Regions from separate parts of the Mus musculus genome. Here all the other regions are linked to region 1. The links are chromatin loops, found by intact Hi-C in ENCODE. Cell type or tissue: left cerebral cortex. All regions are shown on one strand. Each heading gives the region's core, and the rest is flanking DNA. Links, peaks and the distances in the headings are about the cores only.

Evidence for each region. Hi-C counts contacts between places; a loop is a spot of excess contacts. Peaks named below come from ENCODE experiments on the same cell type or tissue, not always from the same donor. Only the 100,000 strongest peaks of a DNase experiment are listed, where the experiment ranks them.
Region 2: it touches region 1 in a loop (7-fold over the local background); 2 of 42 quality-filtered maps call a loop at or near these places.
Region 3: a loop joins it to region 1, with 14 times the contacts of the local background. A loop is called at or near these places in 4 of 42 quality-filtered maps.

Annotation. Positions count from the first base shown.
Region 1 is chr7:78,594,420-78,600,131 of GRCm38, reverse strand. It overlaps E430016F16Rik (RIKEN cDNA E430016F16 gene), which reads left to right. Exons shown (of 11, transcript NR_015542.2): 9 at 5,546-5,712. Among named protein-coding and RNA genes, the nearest start is that of Ntrk3, 19 kb to the right of the region's middle. In left cerebral cortex, for the core only: a CTCF peak has its summit at 4,024 (motif pointing right); DNase peaks (open chromatin) are centred at 2,767, 3,165, 3,379, 4,032 and 3 more places; H3K27ac peaks cover 2,543 bases.
Region 2 is chr7:78,715,680-78,721,391 of GRCm38, reverse strand. It overlaps E430016F16Rik (RIKEN cDNA E430016F16 gene), which reads left to right and starts at 3,172. Exons shown (of 11, transcript NR_015542.2): 1 at 3,172-3,312. In left cerebral cortex, for the core only: a CTCF peak has its summit at 3,280; DNase peaks (open chromatin) are centred at 2,045, 2,961 and 3,605; H3K27ac peaks cover 1,474 bases.
Region 3 is chr7:78,688,937-78,694,648 of GRCm38, reverse strand. The region is part of intron 5 of E430016F16Rik (RIKEN cDNA E430016F16 gene); the gene reads left to right. Among named protein-coding and RNA genes, the nearest start is that of E430016F16Rik, 26 kb to the left of the region's middle. In left cerebral cortex, for the core only: no CTCF peak of the experiment used is centred there; a DNase peak (open chromatin) is centred at 3,451; H3K27ac peaks cover 839 bases.

The sequences.
Region 1 (5,712 bases), core at 269-5,268:
AAAATGCTGATGAAGCCCAATGCACAGGAGCCATCATCCTTGTTCTTGAGGCCAAGTGACAAAATCCTGGGTCCAGAGATGGAAAATAACTCACTCAAGTCCAGGAGAATGACTCTACATGTCCAGAGCTTTAAAGACTGTATGGAGTGGCCAATCTGTTTCTCGGTGCTTGAAGACAACCTGTGTTCATTTCAGTGTTCTCAATGAAGTGTCATTTGGAGGAGACATTTATGGTCACTTTAGGTAAAAGAGGTGCTACTCAAATTTAGAAGGTAGGGTCCATGGATGCTGTTAAAGATCCTGTGATGTATAGGGCAGCTGACCACGGAGATTCATCGTGCTCCTAATGTCAGTAGTGCCAAGGTCGACATGCCCAGGCGAGATGTTCCTAACAAATCCAGACCCTACAGTGGCAATTTTGGGAACATGTGTTCACTCTTTCTTTCTCTGTCAGAATGGTAGCAGTCTCCTCACATTGGGGCAGTGACTATTTCTCACTGTGTTCTGAAGGGAAGTCTGGCTAGGTTGGTGGCAATATTTGCTTTTTTCAATCCTGCATGATACACACACACACACACACACACACACACACAACATCACACAGTATAAGAGTGAGCTTAACGTATTGGAAGGATATGGTTTCTTGACAGGCAAAAGGATGGTGGCACTCATGTTCAGGTTACTTATCTTGGGAGTATGATTATGACTTTGGGGAACCTGAAAAGAAAGTTCTAGAATGAGCAGTTGATGCTGCCCCAGAATGGAGTCTTCAGAAGAGGTCAAAGGTAAGAATGGGCAGAAGCTGCAGGCAAGGAAATAAGACACTGGTTGGTGTACATATGTGAACAGCCAGGACTGTCCCAGGACTCTGCCCAAAAGGGCAGCTGGGAGAAAGGACTGGTCTCCATTAGAGCTGGAAGCCAAGAAGCAAGAGGTGAGTAATGGGTAGCCTTGTGAAGTGCAGTTTGGACCTACAGCTTAGGAACGGACTTGGTTGTCCTGAGGATCCTGGGACCTGCGAAGAAACACAAAGAAGTCTAGGAAAGGATGTAAAAGGAGAAGCAGAGGAAAGGTGGATAAGAGAGAGCCACTGTAGACAGACAGGAGGAAAGGAGGAAGAATGCGTGCCTGCCGGCACCAAAGTTTCCAGACCTTCATTTGTTTTATTGTAGCCTTCTGCACATATCTAGTCAAGTAGCTGCATACCCCAACCTGGCTGGCATAGGGAATGGTGCCTGTTAGGTCCCCTTAAAGACAGGACATGGGAGGAAGTGCAGGATAAGAGCAAAGTCATGAGTTTAAGACCTACTGGAGCACATGGATGAGGGTCCCTGGGTCTCAGAAACATGAGTCCATGGGTAGACTGTAAGTGCACCCCATCAGACATCCCCTCTGTGTTCAGGATTACTGCTGTTTCCCTGATCCAGCAGGCAGAGTCACAAACCTCCCCTGGAAAGAGGCTGCAGAAAGTCTGTCAGTCCCAGAGAAGACTGGGAGCCTGTGCATCAGTTGGGGGGTTGGGGGGGGCTGGGGAAAAGGGAAGGTGGCTCTCGTTCCTGCGTGGCATTTGCTATTTCGGACTTACTGAAAGTCTGCTTCTCATGGATCTCTGCTCTGATGAGAGTGACAAGACTTCTCACAGCGATCTCTTTACTTAACCCCTTTTGCTGGGCCATCTGTTCACTACTCTGATGTATGCTTCTCCTCGGAGGAGCCATCAAATTATTCAGGCTCCTTCCCTGGTGCAGACGCTGCTCTCCTCCCAGCTGCCCCTACCCCACACAGCCGAAGCCAAACCACTTTCCCACATCCTGAGTGACACAGATACTGTGTGCGCGCGGGGGGAGGGGGGTGCCCGTGGGCGAGCAATCATGGTCCTTGAAAAAAAAACACTGGGGGTTCGGTTCGGTGCTCATCCTCACTGTGGAGTCCAGCTTATGCTTCAACTCCAACGCCTCCCCCAGACTGGCTTTCAAAAATACCCACTTCTGAGAGCTCTATGGTCCTTTCTGTGCACTCCCATCAGTGAGGACCTGCGACAATCACTTGCTCTCTCACAGAACACCCTGGGTCTTCTGGAACCTGGGGTGGGGGGCGTGGTGGCACCGAAAACTTTCTCCTTATTCATTTTCAAGTTCTTACAAATTTTGAAGCCTTCTTGGGCTTTTATATGCCCCTCCCTCCCCTCTGCGCCTCATGTCTCTCTCCTTGATGTGGTCAGTTCTCTGCAGCGGGGCCCAGGGCAGCAGCGCTGTTGCTGACAAAAGACTTTCCATATGCTCAGTCCAATATGGTAGTTGTCAGCCACTGCACCTACTGAGTTCTTGAAACCCGGCTTGTACTCTGGTGCTTGTATTTATATTTATGTTGAAGCCAGTCGTGGTAGACTTAAACTTAGCTTCAAAGCAGCGCCGGCCACTGAGACACCTGGGAGGGAATAAGCTAGAGGGGCGAGGTCTGCGGAAGGAGCCGAGCCCTGGGTGGGAGTTACAGATAGGCAGAGTGAAAGCTCAGAGATGCACTGATCCAGGCCCAGGCCTCTGGAAAGCCCCAGTCTCTCCTCATGGCCCAACCTCCCTGGCTCTGCTACCTGCATCTCAGGCAGAGGAAACTGCTTGGTGCTTAGCTGGTCCTTAACACCCTCCAGGGCAGGCATCAGGCTGTGAGAAGTTTTGAATAATGAATGCAGTCAAGAGGGGTGCTGGCTTTTTCCATTCACTAGCTGGAGCGCCTTCCCCAGTGGGTGGGTGAGGCACACAGTCATCACCCACCCCTAGAGCAATCTTCCCAGGGTGAGAACAGGCCCCCACCCCCGCCTTTCTTCCTTTGCCCACAGGAGGCTGAGAGCTGGCAGGAGGGGGGTGGGGTAGGGAGGCTGCAGAGCCCTGCCTTAGAATTCCAAGCAAGGAGCCACAGCTAAGGTTCTCTTCTCTTGTTTTCTAGCCACTGTTTATTGAGCTCATCTTCCAGGTACTGTGCTAAGTCACATAAGCGTATATTCTCCACTGGTCCTAGGAGGTGAAATCAGCCCTGGTTTCTGAGCCCAAGGCTCAGAAAAGCTAAGTGACTTGTTCCAAGCCAGCAGCTGATCTGTTTTGATCTCAATGTCCAAACTTTTATCAAAAGCACTGCCTTCTCCTTCTGGGTTAGCAGGCCAGATGGGTACCTTTTGGAATGCCTTTGGAGGAAGAAAAGGAGTATGGACCAGCAGGATTGTCAGCTTCTGCTAGTGCCCAGGAAACTGTCACTGAGTAGACATTCCTTAGCCAGTGACTCAAAACCGAAGGATGCTTAATCAAAGTTTAGTCTGACATATGGAGAACTGGCAGGAGATTAATTTAATATCACCTCATGTTGAAACCCTCACCCCCCTCCCGCCTCGTTCCTCCTCTCTTGGTCTCTTTCCAATCTGTTTTCATTGGCATCTTCAACTAGGAGCAGACAGAACCAAGAGAAGCACCAAGAAAGGCATTGCCTGACGCCAGCTGTGATCTCTGGGCAAAGGCCGGGCTCTCTGAGACCAGAGGAATGCAGGCAACTTCCCAGAAGCACCTGGGTACAGGGCTGGGAGCTGGTCTAGAATGAGGGTGGCGAGGGTGGTCTCAGTTGTTGGCCTGTAGTGGCGACATGTGACTGCTTCCTGGGACCTTGAGTACTTCTTTAGTAAGATTCTACATAAGCCTCCAGCATCCTCATCTCTCCACTGCAACTGGTTGTGACCATCAACCGCTGGTCCTTGCTTACTGTCTGCTCCCTCCCCCTCCTCGGCTATCTTCTTGCTCTCTCCTATGCTCTCTCAGACACAGGTTCTGGCTTGGATCTCACTGTTGTTGTTAGTTATGTGATTTCTTATTCCTACTGGGAGATTTCTTGTCCCTTTTGGAGTTTGCCTTCTGTCTGTAGGTGGAAAAAGGAAGATCCCGGAGCTAAGGAGCAGGCAACAGCCAGGCCTGACAAAAGGCCCTAAGGAGTCCTAGGGAAAGGTGGTAGCTTGGCCTCTGCTCTTCTTTTTGTGGCCGGTAGGTGGTGCTAGATGCTAGCCCAGGCCCAGCTGGGGCCTTGGAGGAGCTAACTGCTGTTCTGTCTTACAGGAAAGACTCTGCCAGACATGAAGAAGCTCTGACAGTAGGGACTCCGTAGCTGATTCAGGACACTGGAGGTGCTACGAGCATGCTGCTGTTTCTTGTCTCCAAGCTTTGCAGCTCTTAGAGTCTGGTCCCCCTTAAGGAACTGGAAATCAGGTGCAGAGTAGAACAACTGGGTAGCAGACGTTTGCCTGTAACCTTCCAAGGAGGAGTAAAGATTCTTTCCCTTGCAAGCTCAGAACAAACTTGACCTCACCCCATTTGGGGCAGCTAGGGAGGATAGACATACAGACAACTGTTTCTGGAGCTGCCCTCAGCAGCAGAGTGAATGGGGTCTTATTCTGTTATCAGGTTCTGAACCGTGTGTGCCTACTGAAGGTCTGGCGCACAGTGTGTGCTTCACTAAATGAACGAATGATGGAGGAGTTCAGATTTTCCTCCTGGATTTACCCTCTGGATATATTTAGGAATGCAGCCAGTTCCTCTGCAGAGAGATTTCAGGAGTGGCCTAATAGGAAGGGTGGACCTTGGAGGCCCACGTAGCTGTAGCTGTGACCTTCACATTTGTCTGGTGAGGAGATTTCTTTTTCTTCACTGCGTGAGCATCTACTGAATGTCCAGCAAGTATTTGGTACATCTTTCTAAACTCCAAAATCTCCTGTCTACAAATATGCCCCCATCAGACCAAAATAAATAAATAAATAAAGGTCTGGTGTCTTTACACCAGATATTGGGGATATTGGCTTAGCTCCCTAGGCATGCAGAGCTTGGGGAAAAAGGGTGGACTTTTGGAGTTGGCCAGTCAGAAAACGGAAAGATGGGTCTGTCTGGTAGGCCCTGGGGTATTGGGTCTCGGTGCACATAGCCAGTGTAGACAGAAGGGAACGTTATCTAAGTAGGCACATGAGCAAGCATTGAAATGGCTTTGCTGGTTGTTTTTTTTTTTTTTTTTTCTGGGCTGAGACTCAAACTCGGCCAAGTGCTTGGTTTTACTGAGGGCTTGATGGAGGCAGGTCAGTCAGAATTGTGGCTAAGACAAGTGCTTGGTTTTACTGATGACTTGAAGGAGGCAGGTCACTCAGAACTGTGGCTAAGGGAAATGGGAAAGGGGCAGATACTTCGTGTGATCCTTAAACACCCAGTGTCAAAGTGAATGAGTGAGGCGTGGGGTAGCTGGGGGTAAAAGCAACGGCCTGTCAGAAAACTGACTGTAGGAGGCAGGGGAGGCTTCATAGCTGCCCATGCAGGGGACCCCCTGTGCTTTAACCACCACAAAGAGAAATGAGTGAAGGAAGAGCTCAGAGTGAGAGCTGAGCTCTGGGCAGCTCTGGTCACCCACTCTTAGGATGTTCTAGGGAACTCCTTCGGGATTTATTTAATAACAGCTCGTATTGAAGCCTTTGCCTTGCTCCTTCTCTGTCTGCTTGCTTCCAGTCTTTATTGCTATCTCCCACCTCCAGAGCCATCTATTAAATGGCACGATGTGCTGGAAACAAACTCCAAGCAGGACTGGGAGATTCACAATCAGCTCACTAGAGAAGCCATTGAAGAAACCGAGCCCATCACCCTGGAGAAAACAAGACCTGGAGTGGAGTGATTCCATCCATGTTGGGATGAGCACCGAGCA
Region 2 (5,712 bases), core at 397-5,396, 120 kb before region 1:
GGTAACCCATGGCAGACATAAACCATGGATGAGTGGTTTTTTTTTTTTTTCTTTTTGTCTCTGTCATTGAAAGTCAGAGAGATTCTAGTGTATCCTGACTTCTGTGAGGGAAAGTCGCTCCTGAGAACCATGCCTGTGGAACACCAGTGACAAACAGGGAAGACTACTGCACTACAAAGTTAGATCCTGTACTTCAGAGACTGGGGCGGGGGGAGGATTGTGAGTTGAAGGACAGCCAGGATACTTAATGAGACCCTTTGTGAGAGAAAGATGAGAGTAGGAGGGATGGAGGGAGGGAAGGGAGCAGAGATAGAGCAAAATATAGACACATAGATGATAGATAAACAGATAGATGATAGATAGATGATAGGTAGGTAGGTAGATAGATAGACAGACAGGCAGGCAGACAGACAGACAGACAGACAGACAGACAGATAGATAGTAGAATATTGTAGTTCATTGGATTTTCCCTTGAAAGAAACTTCCAAAGCTCTTCACACACTTAGTAAACTCTGAGTTCTTAATGGAGTGTGCTCCAGCTGCCATGAAGCTCAGGGAAGGACGATGAGGCTCTCAGTCTGAGGAAGGTGTCTGGTAGCCTTCCCATGTATTTGAAACCTCCTTCATTCATGTGGTCAGTTTTGTCAGTGAGATCCTGTCCTCTCTGCCTTCCTTTCTTCTTCCACTAGCCCATGGGAGTGAGCTCCACAGAGCTAAAGAAGCTTGAGCTAATTTCTCTTAGTGTACTTTATTTACAGGCAGGTATGCTATGGATGATGGGAAACATGATTTTCCCCTATGTCTGTCTGCTGGTCAGAGAACACAGGGCCCTATCCCATGAATGGGGACTCTCTCAGGATATTTAGTATAGAGAGAGGGAATTGGGATTGGATGTGTATTTGGAGGAGGGTGTAAAGAAAGGTGGAGGGATAGTAGTTGGCTCCTTAGAACAGTCATGGGATGGGGACTCAGGAGTGATCTAATTGAGTTTACAGCCTCTTTCTTCTTGCCACCTCACCCAGAATATGTAGTTCTGATTAAAATCAGGAAGTGTGAGAGACAGCACTCTCTGCGGAGGACCTCCACGCTCCCTTGCTAGCAGAAATAAGCACAGTTAAGCCTGCTTTCAGAAATTGGGGCTGCCTCGAGGCATATACTCAAACTCCTTGACCTACATTTTCTTTATAAATGAGTGCGTGTGAGTGTGTGTGTGTGTACTTAGATACGGCAAGGTTAAGGATATGCCTTCAAACAACACCCATTCACTAAGCACCTGCTACACTCTGCCCTACTAGGAACGGAAAAGCTCAGAAAGAGGCTATTGAATGTATTACATTGCAGTGTGGTGAGAAATACAGAGTTAGAACAATTAGGTATGCAAATGGGAGCTCCAGATGGGACCCAGCCTTGTCTAGACGGTCAAGGAAGAAATGATGAAGGGGCTATGGTATGGGGAGTGGGGAATTGTACTGCTTACATTCATTAGTGGAGTAATTTGATGGTGGCACTGGAACCCAGGACCTGGTGTGTGCTAAGCATGGTCTCTATAACTCATGATGTCTCTCAACACCCCACAGAATGTTTCTACATCAGATATTTATCTGTATATGGGTGCAGGATATACATATGTGCAGGTGCACACACGGTAGGAGCCTAGAAAACTGAGCAAATGGGTTAGTTCATGGTGAAAAGTTTTTCATAGTGCCAAGTTTATAACCCATTAAACCCCCGATGATCTTTACTGCCGATGAATTAGATGTCAATTTTTAGAACATTAATTTTTACATTTCCCTGCCCTGGAAGCAGCCTAAGTATAGCTTCCTTCACATGATAGGGTCTTCACTGTGACTCCCAGGGTCACACGGGGCTTGGAGAGAGTTCTTCCTGAGGTTGGATCTGGAGAATATAGTAACTGTATCCCACAGAGATGGCTTCGGTCCGTTTTGCTTTTTGAGTTCTTAAGTCTGCTTTTTATAGTTTGCTGTCTCTTTCTGTGCTCTCAGGCTGTCAACTGTCACTTCCTGCAGCTGTCAGCCTGGCTTTCTCTTTCTTGAGACTCACCACTATCGGCATCTTCCCCGCCCCCAGTGCGCACACACACACACACACACACACACACACACACACACACACAGAGGGAGATTCCATTCTGATTCAGGATTACTTAGAGTCAGTGGGCTTGACTCATCCAATCTGTAAAGCAGCCACCCCCTAACCTGAGAGCAGCCCCTGATCTGGTGACATCAGCTTCACCTGGGAACTCCTTAGAGATGCCCATTCCTCCGGTCCTGTTCCAGACTTGCCTAATCAGAATCACTGGAGTGGGGTGGGAAGGGTAGAACAAGCAATCTGTATTTACCAAGCTGTCTGGTGATTTAGGTGTCTCTCAGTTGGAGAAATAGCCCATAGGAAAGGGAAATAAGGTCCGAGGGAAGGCTTACGGCGCTGCACGTGGTTCAGAGAATCAGTCTATGTTCTGTGTCCAATCTAGAGACTTCTGTGTCTTTCTGGGTTCTGGGCTGTGTTCAGTGCTATTGGACAGTTTCAGGATAGCTGAATTGTAGGAAGGTGTGATGTTGTGCATGTGTGTCAGCCTAGTACATACAGAGAATGAGTAAAGGATAGAGAGAGAAAAGCCAGGCTCTGCAGAGAGGCTTGTCTTAGCTCCTAGAATCTTCCGTGTGTGGCTTAGCCTCAGAATCCTGGTTGCAATCCACCAGCTCAGAGTCCTACCAGTCTTCAGGTAGAAGGAGGAGCTCCTGGGTTTCGCCTGTGAATAGTGTGCCTAAGGCTCAGACCAAGTGTCAGGAACACTCTGAGAGTTACCAGCTGGTGGAGACTCTGCCAGAGACTCTCCACGCGGAATTTTTCAGGCGGACAGCTGGGATATGTGTGGGAGCCTCAGAGATGCATGGATTTGGGTTTGTAAACACAGGCCTGTTAAATTTAGGGCGGGCCTCGGGCCTAGGAGAGCTCCGTAGCATCATTTGGCAACTGTTGCCCATATTGAGTGGTTTAAAAACCCTGCTTATTCCTTATATAGTAGGAGGCCTGTTTTAGCACAGCTTGTCATCAGAGGGGAGGGTCTTGGCACAGGAGTTGAACACCCACTGTGTGCCAGGTGCTCTGCATAAACCATGCCGTTTTGACTGCTGCGTATTCAGGGGCTGAGGCTTATCAGCTCTGCTTACTGAGAGCAAAGGTCTAGACCTAAGAAATCTCAGTCATGGTGTTGGATGTGCCTCAAGGATGGATGCAAGAGGACCACCTCCTGTGTAGTGGAGAAGGGCAACCGGCAGATGGCATGTAGTGGTAAGGATCCTCTGTCCATAGTGAGAACCCGATACCATCCATAGAAGCCGGGCCAAAGAACTGGCCAAACTGCCTAGTTTCCTTGTGTTACTGCTTGTCAGAAAAAGACATCTGGAGTATGATCCCACAGGATGCTCTTCAAATTCAAGGCTTTGCTGGACAAATCACTTTGGGAATTGTCATAAAGCTTTATTCTCCCCTTGGAGATTGTGAGTTACTTGTGGTAAGCAGGGTTAACCAGCCAAGCAGACAGAGATGATCACTATAAAGAGATGCTGGGAACTGGCTTTGTGGTGGTGCGGGCTGGCAGGGAAAGGTTGACGTCCCAAGGGCAGGCTGCACCTCTCTGCCTGCATCAAGGGCGATGCTGTCTGTGAGTGGGACCCTTCCACCCACCTTTGTGGGGAGACTTCCACTCTACTGTTAGGGCCTTTGGAGCCACTGAGTCCAGTCAACCCAGGTATCCTTTACTCAAAACTAGCTTATTGTAGAATTAACTACACCTATCAAATTTTCCTGGAAACACCTAGGGAAGCATTTGACATTGGCATCTAAGATTGATCACTACAATTATGGTTTAGACCTTAGATATACCCCGAAGGCTTGTTGAAGGCTTTGTGGCAGTGTTTGGAGCTAGTAGAGTCTTTAGTGTGGAGCTCTGTAGAAAGGCATCAGGTTCATAGGGTTCTGCCCATGAAAGTGTGATTGGTATCTCAGTCCCTTTCTTTTCATCTCTGCTTACTGGCTGCCACCGGTGAGCAGCCTCCTCTGCCCTGATGATTTCTGTGCCACAGGCCTGAAGCAAGTGAACTGAGCCACTGTGGACTGAAACCTCAGAATGCATGCATGCATTGAAACACTCTTGTACATTGAGTGCCTCAGGTATTTAGACACAGTGAGACAGAGATGACTGGCCAGTAGAATACCAGATGTAGCACAGAAGTCTTCTCCAAAAAGACATCTTGATTTTGGTGAATCTCTTCCCTCCTAAAGTTGCCCTGCCTGCTCTCCCATTTTACAAACCCGTAACAGAACAGCCATGTGTGCCAGAGTTCCACACAGCGCTTAGGAGATTGCTGGCCTGAGCTTCCTGGCCCTACCTCAACCCGAGACCCTGGAAGAGCTCAGACGCTAAACAATTCAGTCTTTGGTGATTCAGGGACATAGTTTGCCAACCTCAATCCCATTGGTATCTTAGCCAGCTAATTCTGTGTCATAGGGCTCACCCTGTGTACTGTGGGATATTTAGCAGGATTCCTGGTCTTGGTCTGATGGATGACAGCAGTACTCCTTCCTCCCCAGCTATGACAATCCATAATGTCAAACATCTTCCGACAAGTGAAATGTTCCCTGCTGAAAAGCACTAGTGCAGAGGAAGACATTGTGGAATAGCATAGAGGTCCAGGGAGCCCGGCAACCTGAGTTTGAACTGTACCTCTCACATTTAACTGTGTCCTACCGTGTTCTGGACAACTTGGAGCAGTCCAGCCTGGGTTGACTAGCTCTGTGCGGGGAATGACTTTACTTTCATGAGGCCCCATTTTCCACCTCTCCAAAATGATGATCATGATAGGATTTATCAAGTTATTGAGGGATTCATTGGAGTAGAGTATTTAGGCTGCCTGGCTCTCAACAATTATTCTGCATGTGTTTGTCCTTTAGCCTTCTGACAAGGAGGCCCAGTCTCTTGTCTGAATTCTCCTGGGCATCCTGGGATAATGGAATTGCAAGACCATCATCTGGTCTATATTCTAAGTAAGAAGACAAATTCATCTTGGGGTTTGAGGCTCCAGGGCTTCAGACTGGTAACAGTCCCCCACTCGGAGTGCAGATGCCCATGACCCCAAGTTTACAGAGGAACTTCAAGAATGTCCAGAGCTCAGCAGCCTCAGACTCCCTTCCAGGCCACTCCACAGGTTGCTCCATGGCTCCTTCCCACAGGCCACAGATTTATGAATGGTGCACACTGTGTCCTTGCCAGGAGGTTTATTAATGGGCTTTCATACAGCACTTTAGGTTGGTGAGCTCTCCTTGCTCCTTCGGTTCCTGGCCGGATGCAGGGAGATACATCACATCAGCAAAATCTTCCTCTTGATTTGCCAGAGGGGGTGATTAAGACACCATCTATTGGGGATAGACTCTCAGCCCACTCTCCTCCTCCTTTGGCCATCTCTTGGCCACTAACAAATTCCATGGAGGCAGCATATAGCCCATAGCCATCCTCTGCAGGTAAGACGGCCACCTTATTGCCAGTCATGGGGATGCAGAGCATACTAACTTCAGGTCAGAAGTTTTGGGTTCTGGGCATCTACCTACTAGGCAGATAACTCGGGAGAGTTGCTGGGCCTCTCAGAGTTTCAGTTTCTTCATCTGGAGTCACAGCCATCTCCTAGCATGGGT
Region 3 (5,712 bases), core at 397-5,396, 94 kb before region 1:
CATTTCTTTTCAATGACAACTGAGCTAGGTGGACAATTATTCCCAGAATTCTCTCACCATGAGGGCATCTCTAGTCCTGCCCAACAGCTTTGCCTGTAGCTAAGATGTGGGCAGATTTTTGGCCTCACCTGTTTAAGCCACAACTTCATTCTTTTGGTACAGTGTGTATTGTCTCTTCCAGTAGCTTTAAAGGAGCAATAGCAAGGGCTGGCGATTCAACTCAATGCCATCTACTCTGTTCTGTCACTACCAGGGAAACTGAGGCAGAGCATAGGGCCTTCTCTGCTGGGTGATGGTATCTCACAATTCTTGGAAGCTTCAGTCCAATGAGAATGATCATGAATTCATTTGTATGGGACTTCCTTGAAGGTGAAAGCAGCTGTATATTGTGTGTAGCTGTATACCCATACTCTGAACTTTGGCATTTGGGATTTTAGACTTTATTTTTAATTATGTGTGTATGTATGTTTACATGCACACTTGCATGTGTGCACTCAGTCAGGTGCTTATGGAGGCCAGAAAACAGGTTTGATTTTTCTGGAATTGGAGTTTACAGGTGTTGTGATCTGCTTTTCATGGATGCTGGGAACTATAGGGAGTACTGTAGGCATAAACTTTTTTCAACTTACTTTAATAAGGTTTCAACCTCTTCCTCTACCCCACCACCTACCTGAGGTAGTGGAAGAGAAAAGTTATTAGGGTATGGGGGGAAGTAGATCTGTTTAGAAATAGTTCTTTGAGGTTGAGTCTAATCTTCATTGTTAGGATATCATAGTTCAGTCCAGTAGCAAACACCACATATGAACCAGCAGCTGCAGTCCAGTCTACTTGGCAGTCACCACATACAAACCAGTAAGGGCAGTTCAATCCAGAAGAAAGCACAAGGCTTGCCAACTGGCCTGAGGCTGTGGAAGTGGCAAGAAGACACAAGAAGCAGCAGGAACCTCATGAGAAGTTCTTTGGGGGAGTTTTTCTTTTTTCTTTTCTTTTTCTTTTTTTATTATTGGGTATTTATTTCATTTACATTTCCAATGCTATCCCAAAAGTCCCCCCACCCTCCCACACCCACTCTCCCACCCACCCACTCTGCGGGAGTTTTTCTTTATGAAGTTGGCAGAAGCTGAGCTCAGGAACACAATGTAAGGCAAACCAATACATGCATGCTGTCAGTGAAGAGTAGCTAGGTAGAGCTCGAGTTCCTATTGTCTGTGGGGTCATATTTATATTCCTTCTAGACATTATACATCCCTTTTCATATCTACTTTAGCAAGACATCCTTTTAGCTGTGTGCCCCAGCAAAGATATCATTTGACATAACTGACTTTCCAAAGAAACCAGAAGTTTACACTTCAAGGTACAGAGGTCTTTGTACTTACTTGGGGAACCACAATGTTAGAAACACAGGGTTTTCTCTTCAAAGGGAGAGAGGCATAATCTGTATTCTACCCAGAAGACTGGGAGCAGATGTGGTTAATAGCCTGGTAACCTTTGTGCTATTTCTGTGGCCACAATGAATCTTCCCCCAGTTCCTGAGCTCATTTCTCAGTTAATGTATAGAACCAATCTTTATGAAAGTTGTCACATGTACTTTACAAAGTAGTAGTCTTATGTAGGAGTAGTCTTTGATGTAGCCTTGTCTTAAGCTTTGTTTTCTGCATAGGATTGAGTTAACTATCATCAGGAAACTTTATTCCAAATTATGCTGTGCTAAAATAAACTACTCAGGGTCAGAATCAACACCAGCGACTGAGTCATTTTGAAATGGACTGCCTTCTTGCCTCCTGCAGACTGTTATTCTGTTGGTCATGATGTTTGAGGAGACTCCTGCAGGGAACCACATTCATGTTCTCCGCAAAAGCAGTGTGTGTGCTTACCTTCCCTCTAGTAGACACCACATTTGAGATCTTAAACTTCTTTTGAAAGCAATTCCAATCAAGGGAAGGCCCCATGTCCTTAACCTTCTCTGTGGCTAGAGATGGCCCTCTGGCAATAGGATCTCAGATATTTGGTGCTCACCTCTAAGTGCACACTCCTCTGTCATTCCATGGAGAGTCTAGCCTAAAAGCTAAAAACAACATCCTCTCCATCACTCTGTGCTTTGCAGCTGAGAAGGCTCGAGTATCTTGTCTGCTTTGTCCAAGGTCCCTTCAAATGGTAAGTGGCTAGATTCATACACAGGTCTCTTGTTCCAAGCCAATGGCTCCTTTCACTTCACAACCCCATTAATGGAGCTGTTTCCATTTCTTTGATGCTGGAAGAGAATCTTGGACATTCGAGTTGCAGAAGCAAAAGTGATGCCAGGGAAGTGATTTAGCCCAACTCTCTCATTTTGCAGAGGAAGGAACTCAATTCCCAAGTAAGAGTGGCTTAGTAGCTCATGACCTGTCTCTACCCTACAACTTCCTTTTTTTCCTTGAGACAAGGTTTTACTATGTAGCCCTGGCTGTCCTGGAATTTACAGTATAGACAAAGCTAGCCTTGAACTCACAGAGATCTGCCTGCCTCTGCCTCCCCTGTACTAGAACTGAAGATGTGCCTACCACACCTAGCTTATTTTACTTTAATTATATTCACATGAGTGTAGGTGCCCACACAGGCCAGAAGAGGTTGTTGAACCAATTGGAGCTTATAGGCAGTTTATGAGCCTTACAATGTGTATGCTGGGAACTGAACAATGGCTCTGTGAAAAGAGCACATGGAGTACATGTAATTATCTGCTGAGCCATCGCCCTAGTTCCACACAAGCTCTTTCAAGTTCTACTTCCTCCCCCCAAGTAGTTCAAGCCATGACAATATTTTCCTTATTTCTGTCCAGTTGGTTGCTGTCTGTGGACATCTCATCCTTGTTTCATAGCATCACCACCTAGACACTTCTCTGATCATCTTGTCTCTTGCAGGCTAGGTTTTGTGTTTTCTACTCATGTGATATACTGGACCTTATTGCCTTTAGGATATTACCATGTACATTGCTAATAGCTGGTTGACTCATTCCAGAGCTTCCCACCTATAAGGAGAGAAATAGAGTTTGTTTTAGTTTTTGTTCCCTAGTACTAGGTATCAGGAGATGTTTGTGGATAGAAAGAAGAGAAGAGGAGAGAGAAAGAAGAGCTTCCCAGCATGGCTCTCCACCACTGTGGCAGCTCTCTTGCAGATGTTGCCAGTGGTGGAGAGTCCTGGGGGCTTCTGTTCAGTTGGGGTCTTCAGAGCACAGAGAGATCTTCTGGTTGCTTTTCTGGGGCCAGCCCCGTGTCTTCTGAGCTCTTCTTATTCTTCCTAGCAGTCCCCGGAAGAGGGAAAGGAGCAGGATTGAGGGGGAGAGAAACAGATTGAGGGGGAGAGAAGAGAGGAGGCTGTGCTGCTCCAAAGCAGGGGAAGAGCACTTAAAAAATGTCACTTAGAATCCCTGAAAGAATAAGCTGTAAAAACAACCACCCATTCTCTGCTGGATGACGCAAGTCAAAGAGAAACGCAATGCAATTAGTCACTGGTTCCAAGTAGGAGGCGGGTGGTGGGGGAGGGAGACAGAACTGGAGAATGGTGAAGGGCTGGGGGACTTGGAGGGGCCTCCCCCACAAGCTCTGCATTCTTACCTCTTAACACCCCCATCACTCCAGGGAAATGCCATTTCATTTTTTTCATCCCCCATTTACTGGTCAGAGCCTCTTTCCTGAGAAGTGGCATCTCCCATCTTTGCCAGCATAGTAAGGTTCGTAAGTCTAGAGCCAGGGAGAACAGCCTTAAGTACCTGGAAACTCTGACTAAGGCAAGGAGGAGGCTGGGAGAATAGGGAGAGCATGAGAGTCTAAAGTGGGAAACTCTTGACCCTGGGGTCTCTGTTGCTTCCATTTCCAGCCCCCAACTTCTTGCCCACTTTGGTATAAAAGGGAATGTACCAGACTCTGGTTTCATGGTCCTCACAGCTTAGGTGGAAGATGGTAAATCAAGAAGCAAATTTATTAGACATATAAGTTCCTGGGCTCTGCCCAGACCTCCCAGATTAAAGCCTTATTTTAGGGCCTAAGGGGTCAGGCTTTTGATAAGACTTCCATACTATTTCATTTTGTGTGGAAGTTTGAGACCCAAGTCTGAAGCACTCAGATCCCAGCTGTGTCTGTAGGAAGGTCCTTCCTTTGATTATTTTTGGAAAAATTCTGAGATGTTCCTCATCAGCAGTAGATGTGACTGGAGGAGAGGAAACAATTCATAATTTCCATGACCTCTCCTGGTTAAAAGAACCCGTGGCCAAAAATCAGCAATTGCTTCTTCAGCTTTGATTTTCCAGTTGTGATGTTTAAGAGGGTCTCTTTCTAGTTGGCCACATATATCAGAGTCATGAAAGGTCCACAAGTTGTGACAAATTGGAACAGCATTTGCCTGGACATCTCTTTCAGATGAGCCTTCCCCTCTGTGCTAATCAATGGGCATCTTAACCATTTTTCCTGAGTGCAGAGACCAGCAGACTGGACAGGAGCAACAACTGGAAATTCCACAGCTATCTGCTTTCCACTCTGCATCTGTCATAGCAATCACCAGGACAGCCACCCTTGGGTCATCGTGGTCTGTCACAGCAGCATTCCTGCTTGCACCTCTCACCTTGGGGTGCATTTCCCAACAGTTCAGGCAGCATGGATCCCTTTGTTCTTAAGGAGTTGCTTATGGGTCTGGAAAGAGGGACACTAGAAAGTCACAGGTACCACAGAACCAAAACCCTCCATCTAGATGCCACCAGGTTGATTGCTGAAGGTGAAATACTTCTCATTTGGGCCAGAGTCTTAGGCCACCATGAGTAAGGACAGAGTAGTGGAACCCTGCTTCATGGCTTACGGGATGCTGTGATCTAGGTATTGGAGATACAGATGTGGAGGCTGGAAATGTCACCAGATGTTTTCTTCACATTACAGAAAGGCTATTATCGTGTTACATCTCACTCTGTTGCCTTAGACCTTTCACATCCACAGCAGAGTAGGTCACAGTGCATGATGATGGATAAAATATACTTGGTTTTATGGAAATGATCTCTGTGTCCCATGTAAAAGATGTGATGAAGTCCCTTCAGCTCTAAGAGTCAACAGTTTCCACACATGCAAAGTGGCTAGTGGTATCAACTTCATGGGTCAGCTGTGGGAGTCAGTTAGATGATGATGATGATGGTGGTGGTGGTGGTGGTGGTGGTGGTGGTGGTGGTGATGGTGGTGTGTGTGTGTGTGTGTGTGTGTGTGTGTGTGAGTGTGTGTATGTGTGTGTTTGTGTTTGTGATCACTGAGGCATGGCACATGATATCTCCCATCAAAGGACAGCATAGTACAGTGGGAAAAAAACCCCTCTGGATCTCAGGGTGAGACAGTCACAGGTACTGTTTTAGTCAGGCTTCTCCAGATGAACAGAATTTACAGAATAAATGTATATATGTATCATCTATCTAAATCTATCTATCTATCTATCTATCTATCTATCTATCTATCTATCTATCTATCTATCTATCTATCTATCTATCATCTAGCTATATATTATCTATCATCTATCTATCTGTCTGTCTATCTATCTATTTGCCTGCCTGTCTATCTACCAATCATCTGTCATCTATAGAAAGGAGATTTATTAGAATGGCTTACAGGCTGTGGCCCAGTTAGTCCAACAATGGCTGTCAACCAACAGATGGTCCTAGAATCAGTATCTGTTCAGTTATTCCATGAAGTTGGCTGTCTCAGCTCC